Linked DNA regions of Homo sapiens: region 2 is linked to region 1. Evidence: chromatin contacts called from ENCODE Hi-C or POLR2A ChIA-PET data. All regions are on one chromosome and are shown on one strand. Each heading gives the region's core, a stretch centred on a gene start or an enhancer-like site at or near the end of the contact. The rest is flanking DNA. Distances are from core to core; before and after follow the strand shown.

Evidence for each region. A loop is a pair of places that touch in the nucleus more often than their neighbours do. ChIA-PET counts read pairs that join two places held with the same protein, here RNA polymerase II (POLR2A). Pooled maps may share reads with other maps.
Region 2: a map with no recorded cell type shows a loop between it and region 1 (2.4-fold over the local background). The contact joins two enhancer-like sites. A Hi-C loop is called at or near these places in 1 of 37 single-sample maps with no recorded cell type and 2 of 50 pooled maps. POLR2A ChIA-PET finds 5 or more read pairs at or near these places in 1 of 52 experiments (activated T-cell).

What each region holds. Positions count from the first base shown.
Region 1 is chr1:233,594,358-233,601,094 of GRCh38, forward strand. No RefSeq gene overlaps it. Among named protein-coding and RNA genes, the nearest start is that of KCNK1, 16 kb to the right of the region's middle. Within about 2 kb of position 5,488, at least 2 of the 41 ENCODE cell types and tissues checked have a DNase peak (open chromatin) inside an H3K27ac peak, as active enhancers do.
Region 2 is chr1:234,058,967-234,065,337 of GRCh38, forward strand. The region is part of intron 2 of SLC35F3 (solute carrier family 35 member F3); the gene reads left to right. Among named protein-coding and RNA genes, the nearest start is that of SLC35F3, 160 kb to the left of the region's middle. Within about 2 kb of position 3,330, at least 3 of the 41 ENCODE cell types and tissues checked have a DNase peak (open chromatin) inside an H3K27ac peak, as active enhancers do.

The sequences.
Region 1 (6,737 bases), core at 4,238-6,737:
ACCTCTCTTTCTATGCTTTGGTGGGACACATTTTATGTGTGTGTATATATATATTGTGTATATATATACATAATACATATACATATATATTATGTATATATACACATAAATACATATGCATATATATTATGTATATATACATAAATACATATGCATATACATTATGTATATATACATAAATACATATGCATATACATTATGTATATATACATAAATACATATGCATATACATTATGTATATATACATAAATACATATGCATATACATTATGTATATATACATAAATACATATGCATATACATTATGTATATATACATAAATACATATGCATATACATTATGTATATATACATAAATACATATGCATATATTATATACATAAATTATATTATATACATAATACATATACATATATTATGTGTATATATACATAAATACATATACATATATTATGTGTATATATACATGATACATATACATATATTATGTATATATATACATAAATACATACATATATTATGTGTATATATACATAAATACCTATACATATATATTATGTGTGTGTATATATATACACACACATATAGAGGGAGAAAGAGAGAGATTTTAAGGGATTGGCTTTCAAGATTGTAGAGGTTGGCAAGTACAAAAATCTGCAGGGTAGACCAGCAGGCTGGAGACCCAAGGAAGGGTTGATGCAGCTCAAGTCCAATGGTAGAATTATTTCTTCTTCAGCGGACCTCAATCTTTTATTCTAAAGGCCTTTAACTGATCTTTAACTGATTGAATGAGGTCTACCACATTATGGAGGGTATCTGCTTTACTCAAAGTCTACTGCTTTAAATCTTAACCTCATCTCAAAATACCTTCACAACAACATCTAGACTAGTGTTTGACCAAATATCTGGGTAAGATACTGTGGCCTAGCCAAGTGGATCCATACAATTAAAGATCACAGCAAGTAATGAAGAGACTCTCCTCTTTTCCTTTGAAAGCATTATGATTTTAGCTTTTATATTTAGGCATATCATCTACCTCAAATCTATTTTTGTATATGGTGAGAGATAGAGGTTGAGTTTCTTTTTTTTTTTTGAAATAGAGTCTTGCTCTGTCGCCCAGGCTGGAGTGCAGTGGCGTGATCTCACCAGTCTCCTGCCTCAGCCTCCCGAGTAGCTGGGACGACAGGTGCCTGCCACCATGCCCAGCTAATTTTTTTGTATTTTTAGTAGAGCGGGGTTTCACCGTGTTAGCCAGGAGGGTATTGATCTGCTGACCTCGTGATCCACCCACCTCAGCCTCCCAAAGTATTGGGATTACAGGCGTGAGCCACCGCACCCGGACTGAGCTTCATTTTTAAAAATATGGATATTGGCCGGGCGCTGCGGCTCACACCTGTAATCCCAGCACTTTGGGAGGCCGTGGTGGGGGGATCACGAGGTCAGGAGTTTGAGACCAGCCTGGCCAACATGTTGAAACCTCGCCTCTACTAAAAATACAAAAAATTAGTCAGGCATGGTGGCACGCACCTGTAATCCCAGCTACTCAGGAGGCTGAGTCAGGAGAGTCGCTTGAACCTGGGAGGGGAGGCGGAGGTTGCAGTGAGCTGAGATCATGCCTCTGCACTCCAGCCTGGGTGATAGAGCAAGACTCTGCCTCAAAAAAAAAAAAAAAAGGATATCTAGATATTTCAGTACCATTTGTTTAGTAGTACTTTATTTTTCCATTGGATTGCTTTGGCTCCTTTGTCAAAAAGCTAATAACTGTATACACTTATATACAATCTTTAATGTAGCTGAAATATATTTGTGCTCCTTAATCAGTTCTGTATTCATGTGTCTTCTGTTTTATTTTGCATTTTCAAAATTTATTTATTTCAAAGACAAGGTCTTGCTTTGTTTCCCAGGCTGGTCTTGAACTCCTGGCCTCAAGTGAACCTCCCTCCTAAGCCTCCCAAAGTGCTGGGGTGACAGGTGCAACCCACATGCCTGGCTTCTCTTGTGTTTTAGAAGCTTTCTATAATGAACTTTTGTGGGGAGGGTGGAATGCAGGCTAAAACTTGGAAACTGAGCAGATATTAGTAAGCTTCTTATTTATGACTGTATCTTTAATGAAAATTTGTATAGGATTCAAAGAAATATTTAATCAATTTGAAATGGACAGCAAGAGGACAACAATAAAAAACAGACTGAATTTAGTAAATTGCCTGGCTGAATTTCAACTCAGTTTGGTAGTGACCTAGCTGTCATTTCTTTCTTTTTCACTGTTTATATTTCTATCAGATTTCCACAACAGGACGTTTACACATAATAACCATGGGTTGTCTAAATCCAGTTCCTATATAACATTTATTTAAAAATTTCTGTGGACTTGACAAATTCAGACAGGAGTTTATAGATAATAGTGATATGACTATTATTGCAGAATGAATTAAAATCATGTTTAGGACAAATGCACTTTAATGCAATAGATTGTGGTTGGTTGGCATTAAATATTTAGTAGAAGAATTCTGCTTAATATTAGTGTAATTAAAGGACACTGATGTAGGTAGGTATGCATATATATACATATCTAAGTTATATAAAGGACTTTATTAACGCTTAATACAGGATATTTGTACATACATAAATATGCTATTATCTTATATGAAAAACTACAAATCCTATTGGTTGTATTTCTGTTTATTGTTAATGTTTCTAAAACATTTGGAGAAAATGATATTACTCTTATAATGCATTCTTTGTAAGCTTCTCATGACAGAGATGTTGTAATCTCTGTCAGTTGGTTGATTATAAAGCACAACCCATGTAAATATCTGTACTAGATGAGTTTGTTGATCATGGGCTGATGAGATTTTGACTTCAGGTCTCCTGTCTTCCTTTCCTCATATCATCATTTAAATTCTTTAAAAGAAAATCGTCAATCGATTGTCAAAAGTGGAATGCCAAAATCTGCTGGAAATCTTGAATGTACACTATTCTGGGGTGAAGAATGGAGATATATATATATACAGATAGAAAGATATAAAACCACTGTTAGGAACACTATAACACGCATTGAGGTGATGCATATTGGCCAAATAATCATGCTTTCATGTGAATTATCTCTGTTAACTTTATAGAAAAATACAGATGTGAGGACGATTGTTATTGTCACTTCAGCTGTGAAAAAAATGACAAATCATACTGACAATTTAGACTAATGTTCAAGGTAGGTGGTTAGTAAAATGGGAAGGTGATTCCCTGCTTCTGATGAAGAAGCCCAATTATCTGGGCAAAGATACTTGCAACTGTAATCTTGCAAGTGAAAATTTTACACGTATAAACTCAGCATCAAAGTTTCCATGGTGATATTTCATCAGTCTCCTGATGCATAACACATGTTTAATCATTTTTTTTTGTTATGTGAATCAGCTAACCACAGTATATATTTATAGCATTTCAGATTATGTAAAGAAATCCCTCAAGCTGGGTATGATATGATGCTGGGGTGGTGGTGGTGGGAGGAGAAGAGTATTTTATTCTTGTTCCCCTTAACTCTATAAAAAGTAACTAAAGGAGAGGACAGAGTTTGCATTGTTTATTTAACACTTAAATGACTATGGCTGATGAATAAATATAAAGCAATAATGTGTTAGTTGATTATAGCTGGATTTAAGAATTTCTTGGGCAGGTTTTTAGGTCTCTTAATTGTTTTCTCCCTTCTCTCTGGATGACAGGTTTCCTCTAGGAAATGAGCTGTGGAGTGTGATCTAGATGTGGAGAGGAATGTCAGCCAAAGGATCAAGAGTCCAGGTGCAGGCTGGGCACGTTGGCTCACACCTGTAATCCCAGCACTTTGGAAGGCCGAGGCAGGCATATCACCTGAGGTCAGGAGTTCGAGACCAGCCTGGCCAACATGGTGAAACCCCCGTCTCTACTAAAAATACAAAAGTTAGCCGGGCATGGTGATGCACCTGTAATACTAGCTCCTGAGGAGGCTTAGGCAGGAGAATTGCTTGAACCTAGGAGGCTGAGGTTGCAGTGAGCCTAGATCATGCCATTGCACTCCAGCCTGGGAGACAAGAGAGAAACTCCATCTCAAAAAAAAAAAAGAGTCCAGGTGCAGATCTTTGATGTGTGTTTGTATGAGCCTTACAGATTACCTATCTTGAAAAAAGAATAAAAAATTGAGAAGGAGAACTGAAGATATTTTTCAGGTAGCATAGAGGAGTGAGTATCAAAGAATGAGCTTTAACTGTCTTATATTTTAGATAAACATTACTTTGAACCATGTAATTGCAGGTAGACCATCATCCTACCTACAAAAACAACAATATCATGAGTCAGGTGAATACTGTAAAATACAAAATACTTACTAAAAAGCCCAATAAAGATTTGGGGTCATTACAAGTTGATCACAATGTATATGCTGCATCCCTAATTGACATCTGTTTTGCTTTAAGGGATGAACACTTTGGGTATTTTTACTTCTTATAATTCTGGCCAAGTATGTTTAGATAAGATTGAAAACAACCATGAAAACCTTCCTTCTTCCCAGATCTCCAAACATGTTAAGTGCCAAGTTCATTCTAAGAGTTGCTCATTCAGGAAGTTTCTGACTTTTTAAAATCTGGATTGAAAAGGCAGTTACTCTCTCAGAATGATAAAAATCTTAGAAGCACTGGCTGAGGCCCATCAACTCCTATTTTTCAGAGACAACTGTCACCTTAAACAGATTTTAAACGTACTCATTGTTTCCAGCGCAGCCACCACACTTTATCATTCTCGTGATTGATTATCTGTCGCTGTCATCTGCATTCATGTGGTTTTCAGAAAAGAACAAATATATTTCTCAGTGATTTAAAAGTCCTTGAGAGATGACAAAGTAATAGTAACAGGAAGCTATTATTACTAAACTCTTAGGTTTCATTTTTAAATATATCACACAACGGCATCATAATCGTTTTGCATGTTTCAGAGTAACTCTGTCAGTATGTGCTGTGACTTTGCAGTTCAAAGGACAGGCCCTTCGTGACAACCAAAGAGCATTGAACTAAAGATGCCCTTGAAAAACGATTTCCCAAAGTCTGAGTTTACTCATCTGTGGAAATTGAATAATGCTGCCTGGCCTGCTTAGTTATTGTAATGAAATTACAATAATGAATTTGTCTAATGAATTATTTCATGGAAATGATCTACAAACTTTAAAGCATGAAATAAAAGTGAAGTCATTTAAGAAAAAAGGCAAAGAGAAAAGTGAAAGTATTTAAAAGAAAAATAAGTGCTCTGAAATTAAGTGACTGGGACATCTAGAATGAAAATTTCTAGTGTGCAGCCTGCATTAAGGGAATAGTAACAAAGACCAGCCAAGGTTGGTGTTTGGTTTACGGTGACATTATTCCTGAAGTTGAAAATGACCCTGTTCTTGCATCCAGTGGGGCCTGGGGGAAGACTAGGTGAGGGGGTAGAGGACACCGGATGGGTTAGCAGAAGACACTGCCTGCTAGCCAGGTGGACCGTGGCCAGGGCCACTCAACCTTGAGCCTCAGCTGCACTTCATTCAAGCTACCACAGTTGACTTTGAAACCTCGAGACCAGTTCATTCTGTGCGGCAGCATTTCTCTGTCTTGCTCACCTTGCAAAATGTAAACTCTCCATGTATCCTTCCTCTCCTCTGCTCCCACCTGCAGTTTCTTCTGGGCTTCCTGTAACTAGAGTTCCCATGGCTCCTCTCCTATGAAAAGTTTTCCATGTACCCTCTGGGACCCTTTAGTCAAATCCATTTCACCTACTTCTGCACCTACGCCTACACAGAATACCTTCTACCTCTTTGCCTTCCTGAAGCTCGGTTGTCCTGGAATAGTCCTGGCATCCCTTGGAGGAGGATGCTAATTTGACTACCCCTCAGGGCTGCAGATGGGATTCGCATCCTTCTAAAGTCCCTGAATCAATTTTCAAACAATTGCCCTTCCTTTCTTCAGTAAAAGGACCCTCAATTGGCCAGGCACTTCTGACCGCAGTATTTCTTCTTTCAGCCACTGTCTCTATCATCCACTAACCTCCCACTCATTCTTGAGACCCTGAAGATTTCTGCTCTTGCCATGTTGGCTTCCTCTCTCCCGGTCCAGGCTTCGTCATGCATCTTCAACGTGGATAAACAGAACACTAGACTTGCAGCCCCTCTAGTGACTTTCTTCCCTCCACTTTGGCAATAGCTAACTGCTAGAGATGGCCATAACCCAGGACTCACCCCTCTCTTCTGAACTAAGTCTTCTCCCCTACGACTACAGCTTCCTCTCTTTTCATCTTTCATTCCCATCTGCCAACTATAACCAGTCTCCCACCACATGGAATCCAGCAGCTGTGTAATTCTTCCATTTCCTTCTGATTTATTAGCTCTTCACTGCCTTTATTTCCTTCTCTATGCAGTGTAGACACTGTGGTCCATTATTTTAACTAATCTCCTTTTAAAGAGGCCTTTCAATTCACTAGTTCCTTTACTCTTCCCCTCACCTAGCAAATCTCTATCTTCATGTCACTCAAAGAACTGACATCTGCTGCAGAAAATGGCAAAACTGGGCTGAGCACGGTGGCTCACGCCTGTAATCCCAGCACTTTGGGAGGCTGAGGCAGGCAGATCACGAGGTCATGAGTTTGAGACCAGCCTGGCCAATATGGTGAAACCTCGTATCTACTAAAAAAAAATACAAAAATTAGCCAGGCGTGGTGGTGGGTGCCTGTAGTCCCAGCTACTTGGGAA
Region 2 (6,371 bases), core at 2,080-4,579, 460 kb after region 1:
TTCTTAGTATTCCCTTATGATACTTTATATTTCTGTAAAGTTGGCCTTAATTTCCTTGTTTCATTTCTGATTCTAATCATTTGAGTTTTCTCTTTTTCTTCTTGGTCAGTCTAGCTACTAAAAGTTTGTTAATTGTATTGTTCTCTTCAAGTGAATAGCTTTTCGTTTCATCCATTTTTCTCTATTGTTTTTCTATTCTCTATATCGGTAAGTTCCACTGTAATCTTAATTTCTTCCTCCTTATTTTTTAGGTTTGGTTCTTTTCTCGGTGTCTTATGGTAGAAGATTAGGTTTCTGATTTGATATGTGTCTTCTTTCTTAATACAGGCATTTATAACTATAAACTTTCCTCCAAGCACTGTTTTAGCTGCACTCCACATATTTTTTTTTCATTTTTTTGTAAGTGTGTCTTCATTTTCATTCATCTCAAAGTATTTTCTAATTTCTCTTTGGTTTCTTCTTTAATCCCTTGGTTATTTAAGACTATTTTATTTACTTTACACATATTTATGAGTTTCCCAAAATTGTTTTTGTTATTGATTCCTAAATTCAGATCCTGTATTAGTCAGGGTTCTCTTAGAGGGACAGAACTAACAGGAGATAGAGGTAGAGATAGAGCTAGAGCTAGAGCTAGAGACATAGACATAGACTAGACATAGACATAGACATAGACATAGACATAGACATAGACATAGACATAGACATAGACATAGACAGACATAGACATAGACAAGCTTACTTATCAACTTACATGATCACAAGATCCCACAATAGGCTATCTGCAAGCTGAGGAGCAAGGACAGCCAGTCCGAGTCCCAAAATTGAAAAACTTGGGGCCTGATGTTTGAGGGCAGGGAGCATCCAGCACGGGAGAAAGATGTAGGCTGGGAGGCTAGGCCCATCTCACCACTTCATGTTTTTCTGTCTGCTTTATGTTTGCTGATTAGATGGTGCCCACTGAATTAAGGGTGGGTCTGCCTTCCCCAGCCCACTGACTCAAATGTTAATCTCCTTTGGCAACACCCTTACAGATACACCCAAGATCAATATTGCATCCTTCAATCTAATCAAGTTGACAGTATTAACCGTCACAGATCCCAGTGAAATGAAATTAAGAATCAATAACAAAACATACTTAATGTTATTTCAGTACTTTAAACTTTAGTGAGGTTTATTTTATGGCCTAGCTTGTGGTCTGTCCTGGAGATGTTTTGTGTGCACTTGAGAACAAAGCATGTTCTCCTACTGTTGTGTAGAGTATCCTATAGATGTCTGTTAGGTCTAGCTGATTTTTAGATTTTTACTGAAGTCTTCTACTTCTTTGTTGATCTTTTTCCTCATTGCTTGTCTACTATTGGAAATGAGGTATTGAAGTTTCTAACTATTATTGTTGAATTTTCTATTTCTTCTGTCATTTCTATCAGATTTGTGCTAACTTAATTGCAGTGAGCGATAGGAATGTTACTCCTATTTATGTATTTATTTATTTATTTATTTTGAGACAGGGTCTCACTCTGTCACCCAGGTTGAAGTGCAGTAGCACAATCTCAGCTCACTGCAACTTCCACCTCCCAGGCTCAAGTGATCTTCCCATCTCAGCCTCCCGAATAGCTGGAACCACAGACACATGCCACCATGCCTGGCTAATTTTTTATGTTTATTTTTGGTAGAGACCGGGTTTTACCATGTTGCCCAGTCTGGTCTTGAATTTTTGAGCTCAGGCAATCCACCTGCCTTGGCCTCCCAAAGTGCTAGGATTACAGGCATGAGCTACTGTGCCCCACCCTACTCCTATTTATTTTTAATCACTTCCCCACCTTTAATCATTTCTGTTTCTCTCCATTTCTTCCTGTGTATTTGAGTTACAATCTGAAGTAATCTCTTTATCCCAACATAGCTTTGCTCCTACTCATTTCATCTTGTGCTGTTACTGGCAATATATTCTATTTCTATGTCTTATAGGGCACAGCATACATTATACACAGACTTTTTAATATAATTGCTTTTTACATTACTTACGAGAATAAGGGAAAAGAAATATGCATCTATACTGTCCTTTATAATTACATAATTACTTTTAATGGCTTTTTGTGTGCATGTATTTTTGTGTAAACTCAAATTACTCTCTAGACTTACTTGCTTTCAGCCTGAAGAATTTATTTTAGTACTTCTCGTAAGTCTTGTCTTCTAGCAACAAATTCTCAGTTTTTGTTTATCTCAAGGCGTCTTTTCTTTTCTTTTTTGTCATGATTTTTTTAATGATACCTTAACTAGTTGTAGGATTCTCTGTTGACAGGTTTTTTTAAATATGTTATCACACTGCCCTTTGGCTACTGTTGTTTCTATTGAGAAGTCAGCTGTTAATCTTATTGAGATTCTCTTTTAAATGATAAGCCAGTTTTCTCTTTCTGCTTTCAAAACTTTCTCTGTCTTAAGATTTTAGAATTTTACTGTCACGTGTCTGTGACTCTCTTTTTGGTTGTTCTACTTGACGTTTGTTGAGTTTTCTGCATGTGTAGATCACTGTTTTTTACAAAATTTGGAAAATTTTTAAGCCATTATTTCTCCAAATATTTTTTTCTGCTCTTTTCTCTCTTCTTTTGGTTTGCCCATTATGTATATATTGGTAATTGGTGTGCTTAGTGTCACAACTTTTCTGAGTCTCTGCTAATTTTTTTTATTCTTTTGTTTCTCTGTTCTTCAGGTTACATAATCTTTGTCAATCTATCCCCAAGTCTGCTAATTTTTCTTCTGCCAGTTTAAATCCACTGTTGAGTCCCTCTACTAAATTTTTCTTTTAGTTGTTATACTTTTCAACTCCAGAATTTACGTTTGGCTTTTTAAAAAAATAATATTTGTCTCTTTAGTGGTACTCTATTAGGTGCAACATTGTCATCATATCTTTATCTTTTAAAACATGGTTTCTTTTCGTTTTTTTGAAAATATTTATAACAGTTACTTGAAACTTTGCCTTTTAAATATGACATCTGGTCACTCTCACAGTCAGTTTCTGTTGTCTATTTTTTGGAGGTATGGGTCACAATTTCCTGTTTCTTATATGTCTCACAATATTTTTTGTTGGATACTAGACAAAAATGTTACCTAAAACCCCACTGTAGAGAACATACTGTTGTAACTCTGAGTACTTCTCCCCATCCCTAGGACTTGGAATTGCTCTTTGCTTACTGACAACTTTTGTTACTGTCTGGATCATTTAGTGAGGTTTATTTTCCTCTTGTTCTTTCTCGTTATAGCTCCATTGCCTGAAGTTTCTGATGTTATTCTTTGGTGGTAAGGCCTTGGGTATACCCTGAGTCACCCTAGGATGACAGTGGTGTTGGCAAAGCTATCTTTGACTTTTTCTTTCCCTGGTCACACCTAGTTATTAAACTCCACTACGCACAAACTGGTTATGTCCTGGGGGCATAAATTGTTCTACAGACTATTCAATCTATTGTGGCTCTTTTGAATAGTTTTCAGGTCAATGTTTGAGATTCATGTGGAACCCCGGAGGGCTCCTCCCAGCTGTCTCCTTCCTTGGACCTCTCTGACAAACTAGTAAGCCTAAAGTTGTCTTTTACCACAATATCAGCTGGTTTTGATTGTGCCCTTAGGCCTGAACTTTTCCTGGCTCTGTTGCAAATGAAGTCAATTTCTTTAGGAAATAATTAAGAGATTTCTGTTTTCTGTTCTTTTCTTTCATCCATGAGCAAAATCTTTTTTTTTTTTTTGAGACGGAGCCTTGCTCTGTCGCCCAGGCTGGAGTACAGTGGCGCAATCTCCTTTCCCTGCAAGCTCTGCCCCCTGGGTTCATGCCATTCTCCTGCCTCAGTCTCCCTGAGTAGCTGGGACTACAGGTGCCCACCACGCCTGGCTAATTTTTTTTTTTTTTTTTTGTATTTTTAGTAGAGACGTGGTTTCACCGTGTTCACCGGGATGGTCTCGAACTCCTGACCTTGTGATCCGCCCGCCTCGGCCTCCCAAAGTGCTGGGATTACAGGTGTGAGCCACCATGCCCGGCCTAGCAAAATCTCTTAATCAAGGTTCTGTGTGTGGAGAAAATGACATGCTTCTCTCTGAGTTTAACCCCCACTTCAGGATCTGAGCAAGAGCAAGCACCATCAGGGTCCTAGGATTCCTATTAGTGTCCTGCCCAAAGTAGAGCCTCCGTCCTGTTCCCGGACCAAATTGAGGGTTGGGCTGCTCTTTCTCATGGCCCAGTGAGGAGTTACAGATGAACTGGGGAGGAAGAGAGCTTTTATTTCTGCAACCAGTTACAGAAGGCCTGGAAATTATCACCAGACCAACTCAAAATTACAAAAATTTCCAGAGCTTATATACCTTCTAAGCTATATGTCTATGTGTAAGTGTGAATGCATCTAAAGACATAAGTGATTAACTTCTTTTAATCTATAACTAAGGTCTGAGTCCTGAAGACCTTCCTCTGGAGCCTCAGTAAATTTACTTAATCTAAATGGGTACAGGTGCTGGGGTGATTACCCCTATCTTGTCTCCTGCTAAACTACAGAGGTTTGGGGAGTTCCTTCAGACCTCCAATAAGCTTGTTTATGGAGGCCTGGGGAGTTTCTTCAGATCCCCCCAATAAAACTTGTTTAATCCTAAATGGGTCCTGTTAACAATTCCTTTGTTATTTTGTCATGTTTTAAGGCCTAGGAAAGACCTAGGCAAAACTCTTGGTGGGCTTTTGTCATATTTCAGCCTTGGTATAAGGGCACTGGCTTTTGTTTAGCTTTTAATATTTAACTTAACCACTCAGTCAATACTGAAACAGTTGTTATGGAGGCCTGAATTACTGAGACCCAGCCTGCCACAATCCCAGCATGGAGGACTAGGCAGAAAAAGGGAGCATCCACTTTTTGGCATTCACCTAGAACTTGGCCTCATCAACAGGTAGCTAGGAACGATCTGAGACCTGCCAATGGCCGCTTCTTCTGTGAAGATAGTCCTACATGTGGGATCTGAGGGTCCAGATAGTCCTGTATTGTTAACTGCACCTGGAATGAAATCTCCATCTCACTGAACTGTTTGTTTTTATAATTTCACCATTTTCACTGGGAAGCATGTCTGTGGAGCCCCTCCTGGTGTCATGCTGGAAGTAGATATCTAAACATTTGGATTTTTTGGTGGGGGGGACTGTTTCCTTTGTCTGTTTTATACTTTTGCTTTCATAGCCCTAGATCCCCTCCATTGCCTTGTGATCCTTGATCACATCTGAGAAAGGACTGTGTGTTTCCCTTGAATTTATTTTTCTGTTTTCCAGCTATGTGTCTTGCGTGTGATCCTTTTGACTGGGAAATGGGCTGCTAGGCTTTTGATCTCCAAATGTTAGAATAAGAAGGACTTTATTCTATGGTTAATTTAATATTTAAGAGACCAAAATATATCTTATTATAATTTTCATTTATTTATCAGGGTTATAGAAAATTCCTCTAAAACCTTTTACCATTCTTTTTAGGATTCAGTGGAGTCACCAGAATTCCACTCCAACTCTGTAAGCAAGATGTTTTCCTAGATGTTTTCCTCCAGCAGGTTTCGGCTGTCACATAACACAACTGGAGATGCTACCCCCAGGGTCCTGTGGCTCACCCTGACACAATCACATGCAATCTCTTTCTTTATAGTTGTTGTGCTGTGGCTAATTGTGCTCATTTTATGTAATTAATTCCGCAGGATTTTAATGTGTGCTATTAAATCAAGTTAAAACATGATAATTGTTTGATTTAACTGCCTTAGAACACTGCGTTCAAATAGATCCCAGGGTAGACCAGAGGTAGTTCAGGCATCATAGTACCTAGGGCCATAAATTGTTACTAAAGTTTCTTATCCTCTAACAGCAACCCAGGAAAGTAAGGAACTCTAGTGCATTTACACCTGTCTGTATAGGAAGCAGATATTGAAAGCCGGCCAGAATAGGATATTCTGAAGGGTCATGATCAAAGTACTGAAGACTATTTTCTTTTATAAGAGGTAAAAAGAAGACAGCGAAAAATAGTGCCAGTTGCCTTAAGTAACCTGGTTATAACAAAACATGGAGCATGACTATGATAAGAGAAAGAACAGTTGGTGTGCATCTGGGAAGTTTTTACTGTATGCTTACAGTGCTCATGGTTCTAAGTGTGGAAAGGGAGACTGTGAAAAGTGATGTGAGATCTACTGATCAAACACTTTTTTTTTTTTTGAGACAAAGTCTCGCTCTGTCTCCAGACTGGAGTGCAGTAGCACAATCTCGGCTTACTGCAACTTCGGCCTCCTGGGTTCAAGGGATTCTCCTGCCTCAGCCTCCTGAGTAGCTGGGACTACAGACGCGTGCCACCACGCCCGGCTAATTTTTTGTATTTTTTAGTAGAAAC